Regions from separate parts of the Homo sapiens genome. Here region 1 is linked to region 2. A link is a contact called in ENCODE Hi-C or POLR2A ChIA-PET data. All regions are on one chromosome and are shown on one strand. The core of a region is the stretch at or near the end of the contact, and the rest is flanking DNA. Distances in the headings are between cores, read along the strand shown. Region 1 overlaps LINC01619 (long intergenic non-protein coding RNA 1619). Region 2 overlaps LOC105369896 (a long non-coding RNA gene).

The links. Hi-C counts contacts between places; a loop is a spot of excess contacts on that map. ChIA-PET counts read pairs that join two places held with the same protein, here RNA polymerase II (POLR2A). Pooled maps may share reads with other maps.
Region 1: a map of endothelial cell of umbilical vein shows a loop between it and region 2 (13-fold over the local background). The contact joins two enhancer-like sites. A Hi-C loop is called at or near these places in 6 of 168 maps with a recorded cell type or tissue (CD4-positive, alpha-beta memory T cell, CD8-positive, alpha-beta T cell, endothelial cell of umbilical vein and 3 more) and 8 of 50 pooled maps. POLR2A ChIA-PET finds 5 or more read pairs at or near these places in 1 of 52 experiments (naive thymus-derived CD4-positive, alpha-beta T cell).

What each region holds. Positions count from the first base shown.
Region 1 is chr12:91,982,586-91,986,741 of GRCh38, forward strand. It overlaps LINC01619 (long intergenic non-protein coding RNA 1619), which reads right to left. Exons shown (of 5, transcript NR_132341.1): 5 at 2,391-4,112. Among named protein-coding and RNA genes, the nearest start is that of LINC02404, 110 kb to the left of the region's middle. Within about 2 kb of position 2,591, at least 4 of the 41 ENCODE cell types and tissues checked have a DNase peak (open chromatin) inside an H3K27ac peak, as active enhancers do.
Region 2 is chr12:91,577,539-91,581,430 of GRCh38, forward strand. The region is part of intron 1 of LOC105369896 (a long non-coding RNA gene); the gene reads right to left. Among named protein-coding and RNA genes, the nearest start is that of LINC02823, 250 kb to the left of the region's middle. Within about 2 kb of position 1,658, at least 3 of the 41 ENCODE cell types and tissues checked have a DNase peak (open chromatin) inside an H3K27ac peak, as active enhancers do.

The DNA of each region.
Region 1 (4,156 bases), core at 1,341-3,840, 410 kb after region 2:
TTATTATATCTGTTCACTCTCATACTATCTCTGAAGGAAGGCAGGCAGGCAGTCATAGTTATATTTGTTTACCAAGAATAACTCTGAAGCTCAAGATAACATACATGGCAAAGCCAAGACTAAAGCATTCATTTTCTTTTGTGATCTCAGATCATGGCTCTTTTGTGCTTCTTTCAAAACAAGGGATATACATGTGTGTTACCTTGAGCTTTAATCTCTAAACTTAACTTCACTGGCCATATCTTTCTTTTAACAGTAAAGTAAAAATAGCATGAGCTAGCTCCCCTCCTTTTTAAGTGAAAAGCATCTCAGAAGTATGGAAGAAGCAGCAAAGCCCATGCCACTCCCACAACATCTCACATACTATCTTCCGGGGAGAACTCAAACTAGAACCATTTATTTCAGATAAAGTTTGGCATCCAGAAGGCCGTCATACCACTTAGCTATGCTGCAAAACAAAGCCTCCCAAAACTAAGTGGCTTCACAAGTTTATTATTGCTCACAAGTTTATGGCTCAGCTGAGCAGTTCTGGCCTCATCTGAGCTCACTTGTGCATCGGTGGTCAGCTGTGGGTTGAGTAAGCAGCTCTGTTGCTCTTGGTTGGACTTTCACACATATCTGTGGATGGCTAGGTGTAGGCTGCTCTAAGTTGTCCTCCTCTGGGACGGTAGGTCACTTGTGAACTTTCATCCTCCAGGAGGTTACCCCAGGCTTGTTCTTACGGCAGCAGCAGGATCCTGAGAGAAGTAACAAAAGTGGGTATGGCCTCTTCAGACCGGGGTGTAGAGCTGGCATGTTGTTCCTTCCACTGCATTCTCTTGGTAAAAGCAAATCACAGACCATTCCAGAGTCAAGGGCTGGGGAAAGAAATTCCACTTTTTGATATGATAAGCTGCAAAATCACATAGAAAAGGGAATGGATGGATATGGGGAGAATTGGAGAATTCGGGTCATCGTTGCAAGCATTCTACTGTAGCCATTATTATATCACGGAAGGGGGAACCCTGATATCAGCACACATGTTACACATTTGCAGGGATTAGTTGTCATCTTCAGCACGTTACTCAAGCAAGGAATTTGATAATAAATTATAATAATGTATTTCTAACGCATCTTTGTATTCCCAGCACCTAGCATAGCATCAGACAAATTCTAAGTATTCCACAAAAAATAATAATGACAAAAGAAATGGGAGTAGAAAAATTACTGTACTAGAAACCAGGGAATCAGCTGTAGCACAATTCACACAGGACAAATCCCCTGTGCAACTTTGGACGGAAGTGATTTTGCCTCCCCAGGATTTCAAGAGACAGAGTTAAACTGGGCATTCTCTAAATCCTTTCTTTTCTTTTTAACTTTCAAAATATTAAGGCTGTAAGAACCCTAGAAATTATGTAGATCCAACCAGTCATTAGCTACATGGGGAGACTGAGACTAGGAAAGCTAATCACCTGGCTTGAAAGCACAGGTGGTTCATGTCAGAGATTAGAACTCAGAGCTCATGACCCCCAGCCCAGTACCCCATGCACTACTCTAACACATTGTTATTCAGAGCGTATTCCATGAGCCAGTAGCATCTGCATCCCTTGGGAGCTTCATAGAAATGCAGAATCTCTCAGCCTATCCCAGGCCTACTGAATCAGAATCTGGATTTTTTTTTTACAAGGCTCTCAGGTAATTAATATGTGTATTAAAGTTGGAGAATCTCTACGTTTCCCGGTAAATGCTTAAGGGCTGAAAAACTAAAATAATGTATTTCGTTAAGGGAATATTCCGTTGCATATCTTAATACCAAAACCTTTTTTTCTATGCCCCTCTCACTAATTCATTTAACAAATATCCCCTGAGTGCTTACTGTATATGAGGTGTTGCACAAACCTAAAGGGAAGGCTCTTGCCCTCCTGGGGCTCACGTGTCACAGGGGAGTCAAAGCTCCTTCCTCTTTTCCTGCATCCTCCTTTCTCCCTCTATGCCCTCCTTTTGCCCTTTACCTTCCCAACCTCCTCTCACTTCCCGTTGTAATAATTCCTGACTAGGATCTATCTCATTTCTGAAGTCGTTGGTTTAAGAGCAAAGCATTTTATTCATTTGAAATTCCAGTTTCAGAATAGTGATTTAAAATGTTGGAAAAATTTGACTTGGCTGACTTCCAAGCAGCTTACATTATAACATCAGCATGACCCTAAAACCATGTATAAAGAAGACTAAAGCACTCAGAACACTTTGGGGGGAATACTCTATGAATACACTACAGGTTAGTCATACACTTTAGTTTTAATTTTTTTCTAATGCAGTCTTTTCTCTGGGAAGATATAAGTTTGGAAAGCTGAGATACGGGAACAAAACGACGAAGAGATTTTTTTTTTCCTGAAATATTTAGCTGGCACATCTGCATGTATAATAAAACATTTATTTTCTCATTGAGAAGGAAAGGAAAAATGTTAAATATCAACAGATTATTTTCATTCAAGAACCTTGTATGAAACACAGACAAACAGAAATCTAGTAAGTTAACTTTTTTTTTAATTAAAATAATGCCAGATACAAAGTTAACTATTTTCTGATGAGTAACGCAGGATGGAGTCTTTGCAATAAACAGCTGGACCACAAGTCGTGGTGACGTGATGCTGCTCAATTTCACTGAGGCTTACACGCCTGGCATTTTAACTTCCACTGTTTGAAAGTATTACACCTTTCTTTTTTCGCACTCCCTCACAGTTCTAAAAAGCTCTGAACTCATTTCGTTCTTCTTTTCTTCCCTTGTCTTTTCTCTCTTCAAAGATATTTCATGATGATTCTGCTTTTCAGAACTTTAGCTGAGAGTAATGAAATATCAATCTTTTGCACAATGGCAACTACATCCCTTTTCTGCTCTCTTGGGATAGTCAGAATAGCAACTGCCCAGCGTGAACAATAGGACTTCTTCTCAGTTCTGAGAGATTGGCTGTTGCTGAACAGCAGTGCATAGAAATAATCCTTGGCAATCCCATGGGTGACATTTCTCTTTCCTTATCACCCATGCTGCACACAGCCGGAACTTGATAAGACACCCAGAAAGAAGATAATGGCTGCTATCAAGCTGTCTAGGTAGAAATAATAATAATAATCTGTTTATGGAAGAGCAGCTGTCCTATTGTTTTGCATTTCATGAAATCTCAGAGTCAGAACCCTCTCTTCCATGCCAGCCCCATCCCCATTCCTCATGCCAATCCAATCACTTTGGGGTTTTAATGATGGGCATTTTATTCCCTGATCTTTTGATACAATAGACAAGGATGCATGTAAATCTCCCATAATCATATCCAGTCACAGGATGTGCTTAAAAGACTAGAGAAGAGGCATTGTATTGGAAGATTTGAAAGCTGGGAGGACGTTGTAATGAATATAGGCAAGCCCGGTATTCCTTTTTAAAATATGCACAAAACCCAGAATTACTGCAAATGAATAGTTCAGTTATCATTCCAGTCTGAAAGCTTAACCCCCCAAGGATTAAGGTAGGTAGGTCTCAATTTCTTAAAGTGGAGCCCCAAAGAATTGTGATACTACCAACAAGGCAGGTCACAGCTATGTTCACTGCTTTTTTTTGTGCACTGAACAGAATAGCCAAAGGCTTAGGAGCAGCCTGGCAGTAATGTCATTGTTCTCGTTTCTTTTGAGCCAGATTGCTCTCCTGGCTAGGGAAATATGCGGTCACTTTATTTACCAGTGTTCAGATCAAGCATTCCTTTCATCACTGTCACCTTCACAGAGGGCAGTCTGTGGATGTTACTTTCCTGTCTTTATCTGTCCACCTATCTCTGGAGAAAAAAATTAAGCAGCCATGCCCTTCAGGGTGAATCAAACAATTGAAAAGAAGAAAATATGTCAGTTTCTTTTTGCCTCCATCCAATACTTAACCACAGCCAAACTTGCATTTTCATTTCTAGAGAGGGTAGACACCTTCATTCCTAAAACAGTTATCCCACAAGGGTCCCACCATTGCAGAGAGCAGCAGGCCAGTGTTGTCTTTGTTTCTCTTTCCTGAGGCTTCCTAGAAGTCATCACAATCTCCAATTTATCCAGGCTGAGCTCACTTTCTCCTTGTGTCTCCTTTGAGTTAGGCATGGAAATAGCTAAAGGAGAACAAAGAGGAAAAATATATGGGCTTGTTCAGTGG
Region 2 (3,892 bases), core at 408-2,907:
TGAAAGCAAGATAAGGAGCCCTTTCCTATGCTCATCTTCAGGTGAATGTCCATAAATATTTTTGTACCAATTCTAATATTTGACTGTCATATCTGCAGGTTACTGGACCACTTTTTATTGTGATACTTAATTTATACAACATTAAATGGCCTCCAGTGTCCTCAAAGACTGCCTAGCAGATGTAATGTGGATATCCCAGAACACAATAATTAGACTTTTAGAGTCACAAACACACACCGCTCATTATATTAGAAACTGAAACTCTAACCATTTCAGTACTGCTCTTCACGAGGGTTAAGATATTGATTTTGTTGTTTAAAAAAACAAAAACAAAACAAAGCAAAACAAAACAAAAATGACCTCCTTAAGATACTGACACCTAGGTTTAAAGGAAAAAAGTGCTGCAAACTTAGAGCTACTTAAGATAATGGCTTCTAGAACTGAGTTAAGTTGAATACAAATGAAGTCAAGGAACAGTTCTCAGGATCGTGCTGTATTTAAATTAGACCTACTGGCATATTTAATGTTTGAATTGTAATACGCACTGATATCCTCTAGAGGGAGAATGAAACAAGAATAGGCAAATTATTTATTTTAAAAAGTGGGTGAATTTGAATAATCCTGAAAATTGTCCCGTAACAGAAAGAAGTCATTTAACCAAATCTGTCATAAACAAACCACAGACTGGTTAATTTTATTGTGGTATATTTTCTAAGTAGCTGAATTAGCTTCTATAATAAAGACCCTATTTTTAGTTTTCTATTAATTTTGAATTAGAAAAAAAAGCTACATGCACACACCCACAAAATTTCACCCACTTTACTACTTATAAATTGCAAAAACGTCTATATTATAGCGTAGATAATGACCTGCTTAAAACACTTTCTAAAAACTGTGCATTTCATTCTTAGTATTCATAAAATAAACACAATGCCCATCTACCCAAATATAATGTGACACAGCCTAAGAAAAGGAGGCATTCTGCAAAGCAAATTACCAAAGGCTACATAAAATACTTCATAAGGTTAAATATCAGAATAATTATTCCTCTTCCCGTCACAATTTTCTTAGGATGGTCAATGTTCTGCTAAAATCATCCAATCTTTTAACGTTTGGAGACCCAGAGAAAAAGCACCAAAATAAGTGTTTATGTGCATTGTACAAGAACTGAAATCCAGGTAGCTTCACTGTTATTACAGAATCTGAAGAAATAAACATCCCACAGAGATGAGATCACTATCTCCAGAAATAAAGGTTTCCAAAAGAAAAACAATTGTGAAAGGAAATTATCCTCTTTACTAACAATATGGTGATCAGCCATTCCCGCTTTCTCCTGATGATGAGGTGATGTCACCGGTCAGAAGCACTGGCCTATTTTCTGTACTGCCTATGGTGGGTTGGATTGGATGAAAATAAACATCTTACATAACAGGCCGGCTGTGCTCTCTGTCTTTTTTTTTTTTTTTTTCCAAAGAGATTTTCCCAGCATGAATTCAGTGTGTACAATTAACATTGGCCAAATTTCAGCTGAAAAATCTGTTAGGTTTATAAGCAGATTCACAAATACAGCTTATGTATGCTGCCTCCCATTCCTCTACTAGCCTAGCTCCTTTTTACGCACACACACACACACACACACACACACACACACAGGCACACACACAACACCACCACCATCACCACTGACATCACCTCACCCCCACCACCTCCACCCCTCCTGTAATCAAAACAGCTTTCTACCAACAGAAAAGGGACAACAGGCAAGTTAAAATTGAAATTGGTCTTTGAACAGCAGAAACAAAATAGAAGATTGCAGATTAGAGCCATTGTCTTGTCCCAGTAATATAAACCAGACCCCCCTCAGTGCTTATTTTCTCAGAATTGAAGAAGATAAATCAAAGATTATGAGCCTAACCAAAAAGAGGCATCCTTATGCTAGTGGCTTTTACAGTCATAAAAAGAGCAAAGCCAGAAGTGAGTATTTTCAATTGTCATTTGTAATAATTAGTAAAAATACTGCAGTTTTCTGTCATAAATCCTGTTGTACGTGGAGGGATTTATTAATCTTTAAGCTTTGGTATTTATTGTAGACGCTACTTATACAGAGGAAACATAAAACTAAAGGACTCAGCTTGATTTTCCTAATTCCTGAAGGTAGAATAAAATCAGAGATGCCAAAGATCTGAAAGAAACATGTGCTTGAACAGCCTGGATAGAAGCTCATTTAAAATCAGCAATATAATTCACAGTGGGGTTTGGATGGAATACTTTAACTGACCTAGTGGTCTTAGTTTCAGAGAAAATCCGTCATACAGTCTAAACTTAGTAAATATCTGAATATCTATCATATGCCTAACAAATGGCAAATATTGATTAACTTAAATATTATAGAGTTGAACTTAGATGATGAGATAATTCTTTGCATTGTTAAGCAATAAAAAACATTACTAATTTGTAGGCCAAGACAGAAAAATGATTCAGAGTGAATGCAAAGGAGATGATGAATTAAGATGATCTGATCCTTCCTGTCATAAAAAATAATCACCATTTTTCTAACCCAAATAAGAGCCACACTGAAAAGGGCTGAAATGCAGCTCTCTTTTACTTGGTGCATATACTTAATGTCAAGTCAAGAAAGCCAGTCCTGTACCTGTATATGCCTTACTGTGTATCCATTTACAGTTGCTGATCTATGTTTACAGGCTACTCTATCTCTTAGAATGTGCTTCAGTATGTTATATATGTACTTAATATATACCAGTAATACCCATTTGTTTGAAGATAGAATATGCATGTGAAGAATTAGCTGTAATATTTTGGAAATATAATTAAATTTGCATTCTAAATACTTGCATTTAAATCTCAGCTTTGATTGTTACTGACAGTAAAACCTTAGACAATTAATTGTGCTTCTCTAATCTTCAGCTCCCTCATCTGTAATGTGAAGACAATTATGTTTTTAAGAGATGTTGGGAGGAAAGAAAGAAAACACGTACAATGGATCCAACACAGTGCACAGCAAATAGTTGAATATCCATGTATGTGTGTATATGTATGTGTATATATACATAACTTTGAATGATCAAAGCAATATATATTCATTGAGTAATTTTGCAAGGAAGCAATATTGAATTATTTAACATTTAACAATAAAGGAAAAATATAGCTTTTTAATTTCTTAGAACAATTACTTATTTACTTGACTTAAAGGATGATAATGACCCATAATTTTTGTATATGTATAGTTATTTGCATTGAATGGGTAGTATTCAAATTAATTTTCAATTGTTGAATCAAACAAATATGTTTGAATGCTTATTTTATGTTTAATAACAGAAGAGGGGAAAGAATTATTTCAGCAGTTTATTGTCTTCCAGGAGATTTCAAAGTTTTGGGAGAGATGATACATTAAAGAAACACTTATAAGACACTTAGTAATTATCTTATTATATCAGATGTAAGTGTTCTAGGAGGCAAAAAGAAATGTTGGTAAATTAAGAACAGTTACTGCTTTTATGTGCATTTATAAAATGGCAAAAATCTGTTTATTTTATGAAAGAAAATTCTTTATGAATATCTAATATGAAATTATGATCTCTTGAAATATCTTCTATACATTTAGGAGAATAATGTTTCTTGAAGTAAGTATTTTTTGACAGTGCTAAAAAACTCAAATCTCAGTAGGTTTACAGTTGAAAATAATTTAAAAGAAACAGCAAAAAAGATGAACATCTTCAGAGAAATATACTTGTAACAAGTTAATATCTTTAAAAACTACATATACAAAATAGTAATGTATAGAACATATTTTCAAGTTATAGTTCTGTGAGAAAATTAAAAATGTGGAATCACGGTCCTTTTTTTACAAGCTTTGAATTACCATTTTTAAAAC